Linked DNA regions of Homo sapiens: regions 1, 3, 4 and 5 are each linked to region 2. Evidence: chromatin contacts called from ENCODE Hi-C or POLR2A ChIA-PET data. All regions are on one chromosome and are shown on one strand. Each heading gives the region's core, a stretch centred on a gene start or an enhancer-like site at or near the end of the contact. The rest is flanking DNA. Distances are from core to core; before and after follow the strand shown.

Evidence for each region. A loop is a pair of places that touch in the nucleus more often than their neighbours do. ChIA-PET counts read pairs that join two places held with the same protein, here RNA polymerase II (POLR2A). Pooled maps may share reads with other maps.
Region 1: a map of CD8-positive, alpha-beta T cell shows a loop between it and region 2 (3-fold over the local background). The contact joins the promoter of AAK1 here to the promoter of SNRPG in region 2. A Hi-C loop is called at or near these places in 4 of 168 maps with a recorded cell type or tissue (B cell, CD8-positive, alpha-beta T cell and naive thymus-derived CD4-positive, alpha-beta T cell), 8 of 37 single-sample maps with no recorded cell type and 13 of 50 pooled maps. POLR2A ChIA-PET finds 5 or more read pairs at or near these places in 4 of 52 experiments (CD4-positive, alpha-beta T cell, activated CD4-positive, alpha-beta memory T cell, activated naive CD4-positive, alpha-beta T cell and 1 more).
Region 3: a pooled map shows a loop between it and region 2 (2.9-fold over the local background). The contact joins the enhancer-like site here to the promoter of SNRPG in region 2. A Hi-C loop is called at or near these places in 1 of 50 pooled maps. POLR2A ChIA-PET finds 5 or more read pairs at or near these places in 3 of 52 experiments (A549, RWPE1 and activated T-cell).
Region 4: a loop to region 2 is called in a pooled map, with 17 times the contacts of the local background. The contact joins the promoter of PAIP2B here to the promoter of SNRPG in region 2. A Hi-C loop is called at or near these places in 1 of 168 maps with a recorded cell type or tissue (naive thymus-derived CD4-positive, alpha-beta T cell), 3 of 37 single-sample maps with no recorded cell type and 15 of 50 pooled maps. POLR2A ChIA-PET finds 5 or more read pairs at or near these places in 2 of 52 experiments (Caco-2 and activated T-cell).
Region 5: a loop to region 2 is called in a map of CD8-positive, alpha-beta T cell, with 7 times the contacts of the local background. The contact joins the promoter of LINC01143 here to the promoter of SNRPG in region 2. A Hi-C loop is called at or near these places in 3 of 168 maps with a recorded cell type or tissue (CD4-positive, alpha-beta T cell, CD8-positive, alpha-beta T cell and naive thymus-derived CD4-positive, alpha-beta T cell), 1 of 37 single-sample maps with no recorded cell type and 12 of 50 pooled maps. POLR2A ChIA-PET finds 5 or more read pairs at or near these places in 2 of 52 experiments (activated CD4-positive, alpha-beta T cell and activated naive CD4-positive, alpha-beta T cell).

Annotation. Positions count from the first base shown.
Region 1 is chr2:69,642,451-69,645,150 of GRCh38, reverse strand. AAK1 (AP2 associated kinase 1) reads left to right here and starts at 1,412. Exons shown (of 22, transcript NM_014911.5): 1 at 1,412-1,576; 2 at 1,877-2,273. The coding sequence starts at 2,111. It also overlaps a transcript of ANXA4 not described here. RefSeq lists enhancers at 1-228, 984-1,253 and a silencer at 1,334-1,663.
Region 2 is chr2:70,292,322-70,295,021 of GRCh38, reverse strand. SNRPG (small nuclear ribonucleoprotein polypeptide G) reads left to right here and starts at 1,282. Exons shown (of 4, transcript NM_003096.4): 1 at 1,282-1,404. The coding sequence starts at 1,373. LOC124906023 (a long non-coding RNA gene) reads right to left here and starts at 1,120. Exons shown (of 2, transcript XR_007086880.1): 1 at 1,090-1,120. RefSeq lists enhancers at 1,121-1,600, 1,617-2,524.
Region 3 is chr2:69,581,676-69,584,375 of GRCh38, reverse strand. The region is part of intron 2 of AAK1 (AP2 associated kinase 1); the gene reads left to right. Among named protein-coding and RNA genes, the nearest start is that of AAK1, 61 kb to the left of the region's middle. RefSeq lists a silencer at 1,265-1,559. Within about 2 kb of position 1,400, at least 12 of the 41 ENCODE cell types and tissues checked have a DNase peak (open chromatin) inside an H3K27ac peak, as active enhancers do.
Region 4 is chr2:71,225,764-71,228,463 of GRCh38, reverse strand. It overlaps PAIP2B (poly(A) binding protein interacting protein 2B), which reads left to right and starts at 1,361. Exons shown (of 4, transcript NM_020459.1): 1 at 1,361-1,536. RefSeq lists enhancers at 1,076-1,215, 1,431-1,931.
Region 5 is chr2:70,886,488-70,889,187 of GRCh38, reverse strand. It overlaps LINC01143 (long intergenic non-protein coding RNA 1143), which reads right to left and starts at 1,317. Exons shown (of 4, transcript NR_126384.1): 1 at 1,008-1,317; 2 at 840-902. RefSeq lists an enhancer at 810-1,460.

The DNA of each region.
Region 1 (2,700 bases), core at 163-2,662, 650 kb after region 2:
AAGCAAGAACCATTTTTTTCCCTGGGACACCCTTCTCTACTCAAATACCCGCTGAAAAAAAAATTCTGAGACAAGCACTAGGGAGTGGGGAAAGCGGGCAGAGATGAACAATAACCCATATTCAGGGGTTAGAAAAATAATATTAATAAATCATGGTAGGTTTTTTTGTTTGTTTTTGGCAGCAACTTGCCACTCTTCAGCATCATCCATCAGGAAATCTAGGTCGGAAAAGTGTACCAACTGACCTTCCAAATTTTCTGCATTTGGCAGATGCAAATCACACAGTCCATCCCCGCCCTCAGCACTTGGACGGTATCAGGGAAACGTAAGTATCAATGGAAGAATCTTGAAGTGAAAAATAAATAACTGGTCAGGTTAGGGTTAGTGTTCTTGTGTGCAAGGGAGCTAGTGAAGTTTAGGCTTTGATGCGCACCCACAGCGTCAGCAAAGGAGGAGGAATTAAGGGACAGCATGGGCCGAAAAGCCCCCGAGTTTTGAGGTCAAGCCAACGGGCTGGGTCTCCGGTATCCTAGGATCTGCCCTGCACACAACCTTTGGCAGTTTCTCGGTTTGAATCTCGCCTGTACATTTCCAGACGAGACACTGTCTTACTGAGCGTTCTCACAGCGCCTAGCTCAGAGCTGACCGCAGAGCCGGCTCTCAATAACATCGAGACGCAAAAGCAGCTTTTGAGGTTAGGGGCGGAAGGGCATCGGTTTTACTTATTTCAAGGCTGGCGCTCGGTGCAGCCGGATCCAACTGCCAGCACAATGTTCCCGATCACTTCTCGCTTCCATTTCAGCCCAGGAGACGTCGGGAAACCCACAGGACCCGCTAGGGGCTAAGCGGTTAAGCCGCGTCCTTCAGGTGTCAGTCTCGATCCGTTCGGAAACCACAACCTCCAGAATCCCTTGTGCCAGGAGGCCAGGCCGCAAATAAGATGGCTCCAGAAGGGTGGAACATACAGCGGGGGGGGGGGGGGGGGAACTTAGTTGTTGGCAGTTTCTTCACGGGATGTGTTTAAATTGCCGAGTCCCCACATACGCGCCACCCCACAAATCTCCTTCGAGGCCGTGGAGGCCACACGGCTGCCGCCTCGCCCTCTCCTCCAGGAGTATGCTGGGATTTGTAGTCCAGCAGCCGGACTGTGCCGAGCTACCTTTCCCAGCTTGCCCTGCGGCTCGGGTGATATCAACAGTCTTTTCCAGAACTCTGTCTGCACTGAGACCCTCTTCCCCCAGTCCTCTTCTCGCGGTCGACTCCTTCCCATCCGTGGCGACAGAACGGCGGTTGCAGGAGAGGCCCCGGTCCCTCGCCGCGCCGCCCCGAGGGGCACTTCCGGCGGCGGTTCACTTCCTGGTTGGGTGGATGGAGCCGGGCGGGAGCGCGCGCGGGGGAGGGGCGGCGGGTCAGTCTCCGCCCGGCGCTCCCGGGATCAGCTGGCGGGCGGGCGGGAGCCGAGCGCGGCCCCGGCTCTCGCTGCAGCGCCGCCTCTTCTCTGCGTCGCAGGCCGGCCCGGCGGCCGTGACAATGTCGCGGGGCTGGTAGCAGGGCGCCGGCCGCCGAGCCGTCTCAAGTGGGTGCTGCCAGGATGCCGCCTCGAGGGGCGGCGGGGAGACCCGGGAGGAGCGGGAGGCAGTGCCCGGGAGGGTCGGCGCTGCCGGAGCAGCTCGGATCCCTCCTTTCTCCGAGCTCCCGGCTCGGGGGTCCCGGGTTCTGGGGCCGGGGTCGCGTTTTCAGCCCCACGGTTTTTCTCGCCGGGAAAATACATGAAGCGTTTCCCCAGGATGATGGCTTTTGCTCCCCCTAGGACTCAGCGGTTGAATTTTTAAGCGTGTTACTGATTCATCCTCTCTTTCTTCCTCTGTCATCACAGGTTTAAACTTACACGAATCGCTTTCTGGAGGAGGAGGGGACCCGCTGCGCGATTGACACGCATATTCCTATAGGCATCCTCCCTCAGCCCCCACCCCCACGGCCGGATTCGGGTGGCTCCTCTCCGAGGTGAAATCTGAGAAGAAATCCTTGGATCTCTTTTCTTAAAAAAAAAAAAAAAAAAAAAAAATCTAGAAACCATCGGTATTTTGCTTTGCTGCTCCCTATTCGCAAGATGAAGAAGTTTTTCGACTCCCGGCGAGAGCAGGGCGGCTCTGGCCTGGGCTCCGGCTCCAGCGGAGGAGGGGGCAGCACCTCGGGCCTGGGCAGTGGCTACATCGGAAGAGTCTTCGGCATCGGGCGACAGCAGGTCACAGTGGACGAGGTGTTGGCGGAAGGTACGGTGGGGCTCAATGCGCCGTAAATTAAAATCTTGTGCTGATGCGGCAATACTGTGGTTTCTAGTTGTTGCATGTATGAATGGGCTTTGACCAGTTGACCCTCCCTTCCCCCTTCACTTGCCCTGTGAGTCATTGTCCTTGAGAGATTTAAAATTGAGATTTGAAAGTGACTGGGCTTATGGGGGTGTGGGGAGGTTGCCGAAATTGTTTACGTTAGTGGCCTTTTATTTTTATTTTTTTAATATTGAGAAGCCAAATTTTGAGGATCACACAAGAAAACGTATGTGTGAAAGTGTAAAGCTTTATGCCAAAGGCAGGGTGATGGGCTTGTCATCCTCCTAAAACTTAAAATCTTGATGTGAAGGCTGAAGGGTGGGGGGACTTTTAAGAAGAGAGGGGTTTCTCCTTCTCCTACCCAACTTTC
Region 2 (2,700 bases), core at 33-2,532:
TTTTTTTGCAAGACCCCTCAGTCAGAAATAGATTCAAATTCTTGGAGACAGACCCAGTCACCTTACTCTACAATGGTTCAGAGGCTGCTAATTTACATGTTACGGGAACCCTACTTGGTCTGACAGTATGCTGTAGGGTTACCTGCCAAAAAAATATAGAGGCCCAGCCGGGAGCGGGGGCTCACGCCTGTAATCCCAGCACTTTGGGAGGCCGAGGCCAGCGGATCACGAGGTCAGGAGATCAAGACCATCCTGGCTAACACAGTGAAATACGGTGTCTACTAAAAATACAAAAAATCAGCCCGGCGTGGTGGCGGGCACCTGTTGTCCCAGCTACTCGGGAGGCTGAGGCAGGAGAATGGCGTGAACCCGGGAGGCAGAGCTTGCAGTGAGCCGAGATCGCGCCACTGCACTCCAGCCTGGGCGACAGAGCAAGACTCCGTCTCAAAAAAATATACATATATAGAGAGAGGCCCATTCCTCCAGGGATCATTATCATTTGGTATATTGGTATATATGAAGAAAATAAGCGATACGATCCACAGACATGCGGGATTGGCCGGGTTTGCCCAGGAGCTAGAGACGGGACCGTTATCTCAATATCTCAATTTTATTTTTTAAATAGAGAAGGGGTCTCGCTATGTTGCACAGGCTGGTCTCGAACTCCTGGGCTCAAGAGATCCAAAGTTCTGGGATTTACGGCGCCCGGCTTTTTTTATTTATTTATTTATTTTTATTTATTTTGGCTGTTCCATAGACAAGAGCAGGGATAACCGGCTGGGCGCGGTAGCTCACGCCTGTAATCCTAGCACTTTGGGAGGCCGAGGCGGGCGGATAACGAGGTCAGGAGATCGAGACCATCCTGGCTAACACGGCGAAACCCCGTCTCTACTAAAAAATACACAAAATTAGCCGGGCATGGTGGCGGGCGCCTGTAGTCCCAGCTATTCGGGTGGCTGAGGCAGGAGAATGGCGTGAGGCCGGGAGGCGGAGCTTGCAGTGAGCCGAGATCGCGCCACTGCACTCCAGCCTGGGCGACAGAGCTAGACTCCGTCTCAAAAAGAAAAGAAAAAGAGCAGGGATACCCACCGGTGGAATACCCGTTATCTCAATTTTGTACAAGGAAAACGGAATTCAGAAAGGTGCCTAGAGGACGCACCCCTCCGTCCTGGCCAATCGCTGAGGACATAACCGGAAGCTCAACGATGACCGAGGCGCTGAGATATCGCGAGGTGAAATGTAAAAACTGCCAACAATCCATTGGCTAACGAGGTCGATGACGCCAGACGCAAGACGCCGGGCCTACAGCGGGAGCGTGAGGAAAGCCGTGCGTTGCGTTCCAAGGCATCTGTGAGCCCGCGGAGTATACACCATGAGCAAAGCTCACCCTCCCGAGTTGAAAAAGTAAGTATGTGTGAGAGCCAAACCGAAGTGGTCAGTTATTTGCGTCCTGCGAGTCCCTTGGTTCCCTCTCCGTTAGCCGAATGTCTTGAGCCGCTTCACTTCATTTCTTCTTCCGGTCCGAGGTCGCCGGGATCCCGGCCAGGCTCCCGCGCATGAGACGTGAAGCCCGCGCAGAGCTCGCGCGTCGGTGTGGTTACAGCCGGCAGCCACGGCACCTCCTTCCGGCCGACTAGTCTCCAGGTCCCGCGGTCTGGCCCCTGGTCACCCGGCGCTGTCCCTCGTTCCTTGAAGATCTCCAGTGCTACCTTTTGTTGAACATCTCGAATAGTATCATGTTCTAGATAGACGGCTAGAGGGGGAAATTCTCTGAAGGAACTAAGGAGGGGCTGGAAGGGAAGGAAGTGTTTTTAAAACTACGTGAGGCATCAGAATCCGAAAGCCACTTTAGTCTTAGCAAATGTGTTTGTAGGTGTTTGAGCTTTTACTTAGAAACCTCATTCCTTTTTCTTGCCTTCTTTTACGTTAAGCTTGAATGTCATGTGTTATCTTGCTCTGATGTTGAAACTATATAAGAACATTCATTTTTCTTTTTTTTTAAGAACATTAATTTTTTCTAGTCAGAGAAGGCTAATTTTTTGAAGTTTTTTCTACACACCCAGTAAAGTCAAACAACTTTAAGTAGGAGAGCCTTACTTTAGGTAGGACTCAACGTAAAGCTTTGAATTCCTCAAATACTTTTTGAGTGGACTTAACAGGTTATGTGTTTCCTGACTACGTTTCTGTTTTGCTTATACTTCCTGATGCTGGAATTCTACATGTATTAGTTGGATTGCACAAAGGATGCAAAATTTTTACAGGGATCAGTTTTTTCTGGCGTAGCATGTGGTTGGCTTTGTGTATAGTTAGTTCATTTATTACCAGGCCCATGGAAGTCAGACAAAAGGTAAAGTTCCTATTTAATAATTTTGCGGCCGGGCACAGTGGCTCACGCCTGTAATCCCAGCACTTTGGGAGGCTGAGGCGGGAGGATCACCTGAGGTCAGGAGTTCGAGACCAGCCTGGCCAACATGGTGAAACCCCCGTCTCTACTAAAAATACAAAAAATTAGCCAGGCAGGTGGTGTGCGCCTGTAGTCTCAGCTATTCCGGAGGTTGAGGCAGGAGAATCGCTTGAACCCGGGAAGCGGAGGTTGCAGTGAGTCAAGATCGCGCCATTGCCCTCCAGCCTGGGTAACAAGACCGAAACTCTGTTTCAAAAAATAATAATATTTTTGCATTTAAAGGTCCATTTGTATCA
Region 3 (2,700 bases), core at 151-2,650, 710 kb after region 2:
ATTATAATTAAAGTAACCACAGTGTAAAGCTCATCAACCCAGAGTCTCGGAATGAGGTGGAGAGAAGCTAGTTAGAGAAGAGGTATTATGTAATGACCTAATTATGAGGCCTGCCATCTGCTTAGGAGTCACGCCTGCCTGGTTAGGATTCCCTGATTGTGTTTTTTAAGGAAGATGCTAGATTGTTAAAGGGGGTAGGGAGAGAAGGTAACTATACCAGAATCATTAGGGCCTTTCTTGAAGGAGGCGGGTGGGTTTTGCGGGGAGGGAGATGAAGCAGCCATGGAGGGCTCCTAAGCAGATGTTCCCCATTAGCTTGGAGAGCAGTGTAGAAGGTTAATTATTCTGTAAAAGAGGTTCCTTATTAGGGAAGGGTGGTCAGGTGAAGCTGGCTATCAGAACATGGCTGATACCCCAGGTTTACCTGGAGAGACAACTAAGACATTTTTTTTCCATTCAGGGGAAAGAGTGAGAAATCCACTTTATTTTTTTAAGTGGACATTTTGTGCTGTGGATGAAGATCCGTAGCTTGAAAAAATATCCAGAAACTTGAAAAAGTGGAACGAAGTCAACTTAGAATAGAAACACAAACCACAATGCTCATGGCACCTAGTGAGTTGCCTCTAAAGGGACTCAGGGCCAAGAATCAGATGAAAAAATTGTACACATATCAAGAAAGTGGCAGGTGAAGAGAGTGAGTCTTTGGACCCACTAAGGGTATAGCTCTAATGCTGAACGGGCTCTTTGGACTTTCAGCCATGAAGCCGAGACCCAGGAGGATGTGGACACACTGCTTGTACTGCTTGTACAGTAGACATACAAGGAGTGACTTTCAAGGAAATTATTAAACTTCCTGAACACTCTTTCAGAGAATCTTTAACAGAAAATCTCTTTGCCTTCAGGTTTCAAAAATGTGCCTATATTAGGGAGATCAGAGTGATTGGAGCATAAAGAGTGAATATCCCCAAGGAAGTAATGCTTCCCTAATTCCTGCCTCTACTTCCCACCTGTCAGGGAGCTTCTTTTAATTTACTTCCATCCTCTGCTCACCACCACACTCCAGTGTGAAAGCAATGTTGTCTTTTAAAGAATTAGTAATTCAAATCCCTGTATAGAATTTCGGAGGTTATTTGGTGTATTTCATATCCCTGAAGAATCACCAAAATGTGGCAAATGTCCAGCTCCAAAGGTGAGAGATGTTTATGTCCCTCACTTTCACTTTATAAATAAGGAAACTGAGGGCCAGTGAAGTATAGTGACTTGCTCAAGGTCATAGCTTGTTATTTGTGGAACTTGGACCACAACTAGGCCTCCTGACTCCTGATGGTTCTTTCTGTTGCCTTTTGGTATCTCTCACGTGGAGTTTTATTTGAATTGCTGCCAGGAGTTCTGTGGCTGTGGCAGTTACATATGATCACGGTGGGTGTAACTGCACAGTCAACAGATATAACCCTGTAGGGGTAATATGGGGCTCTCACTGGTGTCTTAACTTCCAGCAACAGAGTCCTCAGAGCTCCAGGGAAGAGTTTTGAGATGCTAGACATCAGCATTCTTTCTGTAAGTTTGCAATGACTTTGGAACAGAAAATTTTATTTCCACATCTGAGTCTGTCTCTTCTCTTCCTTTTGACCACCACTTCTTGTTGGACACTGTTTGTGGAGTGTGGACTAACCTTGTGTCTTTCACTTGATTTTTTTAACATTCAAACTTTTAGCTTGAGCAGACAGCTGGCAAGAGGTTTCTCTGTAGAATATTGAATAGCCATTTAGAATGTGGGTTATGATGTTCCGCCCTCACCCCCCAGTAGCAGGTCTTTTTAGGGGACAGGAATTTGCAAAGTCATTAGCTTCCTTCCCCAGACCAAAAGAGCCAGCGTGGGCAAACTTCCTCACCACCTCTCCCACCCCGAAACCACTGGTAGGGTTTATTTAATTTAGTCTTGTGCATGTGTGCACGCACACACACGCGCACACACACGCACACACACACGTGCACACACACGCACACACGGAGGTTTTTCATGTATAGAGATACTCTGATTCTATTCTAAGTGTTCTCAGTATACTGCAGTTTCTACTTCTTATTTCAAAGAGATCTGAAATATGTCCTGATCCTGGGACAGTGGTTCCCCAAACTGGCAGATGATCTGTGTTGTCTGTGAGGCTTTTGTAAAAAATAGATCCAGGGCCCCACTCAGGCTTGCTGAATCAGACTCTATCAGCATTTAGCTATTTATTTACTAAGTACTTTATCAGTGATGTAATACATATTTTGTAAATTAGGTACTTAATAAGTAGCTTATGAATTTTACAAAATGCAAAAGCCAAAATTTGTCTTTAAAAAAATATTTTTCACACGACACTGATTTATCTTCAAAAATGCACTTTTTTTTTTTTAAAGACAGGGCACTCTGTCACCCAGGCTGGAATGCAGTGACGCAATCATGGCTCACTGCAGCTTCAACCACCTGGGCTCAAGCAATTCTCCCACCACAGCCTCTTGAGTAGCTAGGACCACAGATGCGCACCACCATGCCTGGCTAAGTTTTTAAAAAATTATTTTGTAGAGACTGGGTCTCGCTGTGTTGCCCAGGCCGGTCTCAAATTCCTGGGCTCAAGTGATCTTCCCACTTCAGCCTCCCAAAGTGCTGGGATTATAGGCATGAACCACCATGCCCAGCCCAAAAAAGATCTATTTTTA
Region 4 (2,700 bases), core at 112-2,611, 930 kb before region 2:
ACTATCACGAGAACAGCAAGGGGGAAATCTGCCCCCATGATCCAATCGCCTCCCACCAAGTCCCTCCCCCAACATTGGGAATTATAATTCAAAATGAGATTTGGGTGGGGACACAGAGCCAAACCATATCAAAGTATACAGCTAATATTTATAATTGTTATTTGAGTTTATCTTTTTCATTTTTATATTTTTTCCATTCATTCTGCAATTCCCTAACTTTGTGTCATGTATACAGTCAGCTTGAGAGGTGGGGGGGAGAGAAAAATGTATAAAGTAAGAGCTCCACAAAGAAATCCCTACTTCCTGTGGAATACAATTCGAAGTCCTTTGCAAGCAGATTGGACATTCTAAATCCAAGGGAGGCAATAAAGTTTTATTTTAATTTGTATTTATTGATGTATTTTTTTTTGAGTCGCAACCTCACTCTATTGCCCAGATTGGAGTGCAGTGGTGCGATCTTGGCTCACTGCAACCTCTGCCTCCCGGGTTCAAGTGATTCTCCTGCCTCAGCCTCCCGAGTAGCTGGGACTACAGGAGCCCGCCACCACGCCCAGCTAATTTTTGCATTTTTAGTAGAGACGGGGTTTCACCATACTGGCGAGGCTGGTCTAGAACTCCTGACCTTGTGATCCGCCCGTCTCGGCCTCCCAGAGTGGTGGGATTACAGGCGTGAGCCACCGCGCCCGGCCAAGTTTTATTTTTTTAAAGCACTCAAGAAGTTAGGTTTGTTTCTAGAAACGTGGAAGCATCCGTCTGCTTCCTTCCAGCGTCCCTTTGCTTCCTTCCAGCCTCCCAAGGAGCCCAATTCCTTAATTTTCCCTACAGAGAATAGCACCAGGTCCAAAGCAGCCTGAATCAAAGCTCCTCCTTTGGTAATTGACAGCTGAGGGAAATCCTACTGAGGCCCACCCCCACCCTCCTCCTTGCTAGGCTGACAGGCAAAACTCGGTGGCAGTGGCTTCCAGCTCAGCCAATAGACGAAGCGGGAGCAAGAGCCTGTGTAAACAAACCCAGAGTGCGGCGCCTTGGTCTCCTCCCCCACGAGTGGGCCGGGCGCATCCTTGGCCCAATGCCTATCCCAGGCTAGCGTAGCGTCCTTTCAGCCAATCAGAGCCGGCATCTCCCTCAAGGAGGTGTTCCACCACAGGAAAAAAAAAATGAAGGAAGAGAAAAGACAGACATTAAAACCAATCAGAAGCTGAAACTTCTGAGGGAGTGGGCGGGCACTGCTTCACATTTAGACCAATAAAAACCACATATGCCATTCTAGGTGACCGAACGGCATCTTCTTTGGCCCAATAGACGAATGGGGCGGTGCCCGGCAACCAATGGCTTGGGTTCGGGGGCGGGGCGAGGAGGCAGTGTGCAGTAAGAGATAACCTGGCAAGTGGTAGTGGCGCTTCTCGGGTGCTGTGCTTCACGTTTTGGTACTAAAGGCCGAGACTGTTGTGGCGACGGCGACCTCTACGGCAACGGCTTAAGCTCTCGGAGGAGTGGCAGAGTACGATCTGAAGGAGGGGCTTCTGGTTAGCCCAGGTGGGCTCGGGTGCCCGGGCTGCTGGGGAAAGGACTCGAGGGAAACGCCGTTCTCCCGGCTCTGGGGGCGCCCTGCGCCTCCCTTTCTGCCGCCGTCGGGGCTGTGAAGGGCGGCACGCGCCTGCCCGAGCTCCTGTAGGGAGGGAAAGCGCGCGGGGTCCCACGTCGCGGCCATCGGCGAAAAGGGGCGTCCGCTGGGGTCAGCCCCTGCCCCTCGGGAGCAATAGGGGGTTTTCGTCCCTTTCCCCCCCGCACAGGTGCTCTGTTTCCCCCCGACTCCCACCCAAGTTCCTGACTCCCCTCAGCGTCCTCCTAACACTCGAACCGAATTCTTGGCCTGAGTCCCATTTCTACCCAGGTGCAACAATGCTAGGCAAATTGACCCGCGCGGCATCCCCCGCCCCTCTCCCCGGGCTGGAGCGGGAGGGATTGCGCGTCGTGCCCTTCCCCTATTCGCGGCCCCTGCGCGTCCTCTGCCTTTTTATACTTGCTCCATCTCCCCCTTGACTCCAGCCCTCATTCTTCATGCCTCATTTGCCTGGGAGACGTTCGCCACTTCTCTTGTGCCTTGCGGTCCGTGAGTGAGCCCATCACCCCCTACCAACCCCTAAATTCCATTCTCATCTCTCCAGAAAACTAACATTTTCCACTTGCCTCTTCCAGGCAGCTGGAAGGTGAACTGAGAGAGGCAGAATACGCAGAACAGGGAGTTTGGCAAGGTTGGGAACTTTAATGTTTTGTTCCTGGTAGACTGTTTTTGCCTTCAAATGGCATTTGACCATTATACCCGCTCTAGAATCTTTGTCCTAATGCAGTTCTTTTGGTGGTAATTGCTGAAAATGCAGTTGAAAAGGGCTAACTAGAAGCAAGGGATTTAAATTTTGTTACTATTATTTTCAGTAAATTGAATTGGATTATACTTTAAACAGCTTAACTGGGGTTTCTGGGAGTTTGTAGTGTAAGGGCCTGGCTACCCTACTTTGTCATAAAATATAGAACATACTTAGTTGTACAGCACAGTGTGATTCGATCACACCCAACCTATGAAGGGATAATAACAGCATTGAATCTGTCCAAAAACAACATTCCCTGTTCCCTTTTCACCTTCATAGTATATTCGTTTGGTTTCTAGTAATGTCGGTTCTAGCCATATGTTTTTTGATA
Region 5 (2,700 bases), core at 68-2,567, 590 kb before region 2:
CGGGATTAGCGGGTTCAAAAGCAGGTCAGGGAGAGCTAAGCAAGGCGACGAGGTCCGCGCGAGGTCAAGGTCCCCGAGAGAGGCGGGTTCCGGACTGGGCTCGGGAAAGGCAGCGGGCATTGCGATCGCGGGGAGGCTGCACCGGGAAGCCCAAGTTCCGAGCGCGTGGAGGGCTCGGCCGGCATTCGAGTGTAGGCCGCGCCCTCTGACGGCCGCGGGGCGAGGACACCTCTGACCATGGGCCTTGGTCGGGAGGAATGAGCGAGGGGCGAGGTGAACCCGGGTACGAGTGCGCGGCAACTTCAATGAATGTATCCGAGGTCGCCAGGCGCGCGCGCCGCAGATCTGCGGAACCGGGTTTATCTATTCGTCTTTTACATCGTAATCCCGTTTCCTTTTATTTTTACAACACTTTTTTTTTTCTGGCAAGGGAAGTCATCTCTTAGGCAAACAAACAGTCAAAAATAAAAATAAAAAACCGCACTGAACAATGCAAAGAAATGTTCTTGGCAGGAGCCAGTCTCTCCCGCGTCTCCTGGCACCTGTGGCCTCCCTGCGGAACAGATCCCAGAGTGTGACACCTTCTGTGTAAAAATAATCGCAACCCACACTCCACCCTTCTGTGCGTCCTGCACACGCACCAAGGGAGAGCTGGAAGGACAGCCGAGGGATACACGCTCTTCCACGAAATAAATATGTTTTAGGGGTGTGTGTGTGTGTGTGTGTGTGTGTGTCTGAGCCTCTGACTTGAAGTTATTGGAGAAGGTATTCACACATTATTTGGGTTCTCTCTTAAAGAGCTCTTGGGTTCTCTCTTAAAGAGCTCATGGGAAACACACCTGGCGGTACTGTGGGATGCGAAGTGGGCGCCTCACTCGGAAACCCCGGCCTTGGTGGATGATCTAAGAAAAAAAAAAACCCAGATGGACGGATACATGGGCACTTTCGGGATCGCTGGGTGCAGGCCGCCGTCGCCATTTCCACCGTCCACTACTCCAGGCACCTGCCTCTCGTCCCCAGCCTTGGCCTTTAGGTCTCCCTTCCCGCAGATGTCGCCTGGAGAAATGGAGCCCGGATGCTCAGGCGCGCGGCGTGGTATCCCCAAACCCGGGACCTCTGTTTTGGGTCTGGTTGATTTTCCACGGAGAACCGAAGAGTCCGCTCCTCAGGGGCGAAGTTTGCAAGTCCTTGGGGTAGATGGTGACGGGGGCTGGGGCGCGAGTGTGAAAGGACAGGAAAGGAAGGAGAGGGGAGAGAGAAGCAGGCTGAGAAGTGGGGGAAGCCGCGGAAGCCGGCAGCGCGGGAGCGGAGACGCGGAAGCCGGGTAGGGGGAGGGGCGGACTGGGACCAGGGCGAGGGGCGGGGCCGGAAACGGGCGGACTCGCGCCCTAGACAAAGCGCGGCCCGGTGGGCGAGGGCCAGCTGCTCTCCCCGCAAGGTCTCCCGAAACCGGGCTTTCGCTCGGCCAGCCGGCTGGTTCTGGTGGGGACGCGCAGGTTGCTAGTGGGGAAGCCAGTCCAAAGGGATCGATCGCCGGAGAAACCCCACGCATTCACCCAAACAGCCTTCGGCTCAGGGTGGCCGGAGCAGAGCCCAAGGGTCAAGGGCGAGGGGCCCCTTCCCTGCCCTTTTGTCCAGGTGGACTCTGTGGCCGTCGTTTTGTTCTGAGACCCCCTGGGAATGCCACTGCCGGGCCACAACCCCGACTGGCAGGTCAAGGTGCAGGAAGTCCCGCCATTAGAAATGCATTCCCCAGGCTGATATTACCTTCTTTTTCTCAGTTTTACAGTCATATACACAATGGTAAGACTCCTCTTGACGCCACTTCCAACCTCTGTGCACTGTTCGCATGGCTAGAACAGCAATAATAGAATTGAAAGCAGGAAAAATATCCCCGTGCTACCCCTAAAAGACTCAGTCTTTTTTTTTTTTTTTTTTAAATGTGCATCTTTATTTTGCATAATGTTAGTCCTGGTGAACATGTAGTTTTGTATTCAGTCTTTTCTACTTGAGGCCACACTTCAGTATTTGCTATGTGCTATGATCCTCATAAGTATACTTTTCAATGGCCGAGTAATGCTCTATTATGTTACTGTGTAATTTACTTAACCGTTCAATTACTTGATATTCTTCCGTGTCCAGTTTTTCTGTATGAAAATAATACACAACCTAAAATCTTCGTGTATATAGTTTTCTCCTTTGGGGAGGATTATTTCTTCAAGATTCTTACTGTTTCAGCAGGAAGGGGACATTTTCACTACTCTTAATAAATTGCCCAACCGCTTCCCAAAGCAATTTACGCAGGCATTTATTTTCGGGTCATTATGGGCGTGGTGCTACCGGTCAGGAATGTCCAGACTAAATCAGTCCCACCCTTAGAGCACTTTCCCTGCACCCCAAGCCTCTGGGAGGCAGGCCCTTGGAGCAAAAATTACCGCGCAAAGTGGGCAGCACGGTAGGGAGAGGAAAGAAGAGGCAATGGGAGCCGGGGAGTGGGTGAGGGGTGTGGGGGTTCTTTCCCCAGCCTGGAGAAAGTCAGGTAAGGCTTCACCTGACTTAGCAAGGAAGTGAAGGTGACTCCCGAGTACAGCCCCAGGCAGGGGTTTGCCAAGTAGAAATGGAGAGAGAAACATAGAAACCTTTGTCTGCGCAGGCTGCAAAGTTTGTTGGGTTTGGAGAGGTACGTAGTGGTTATACGCT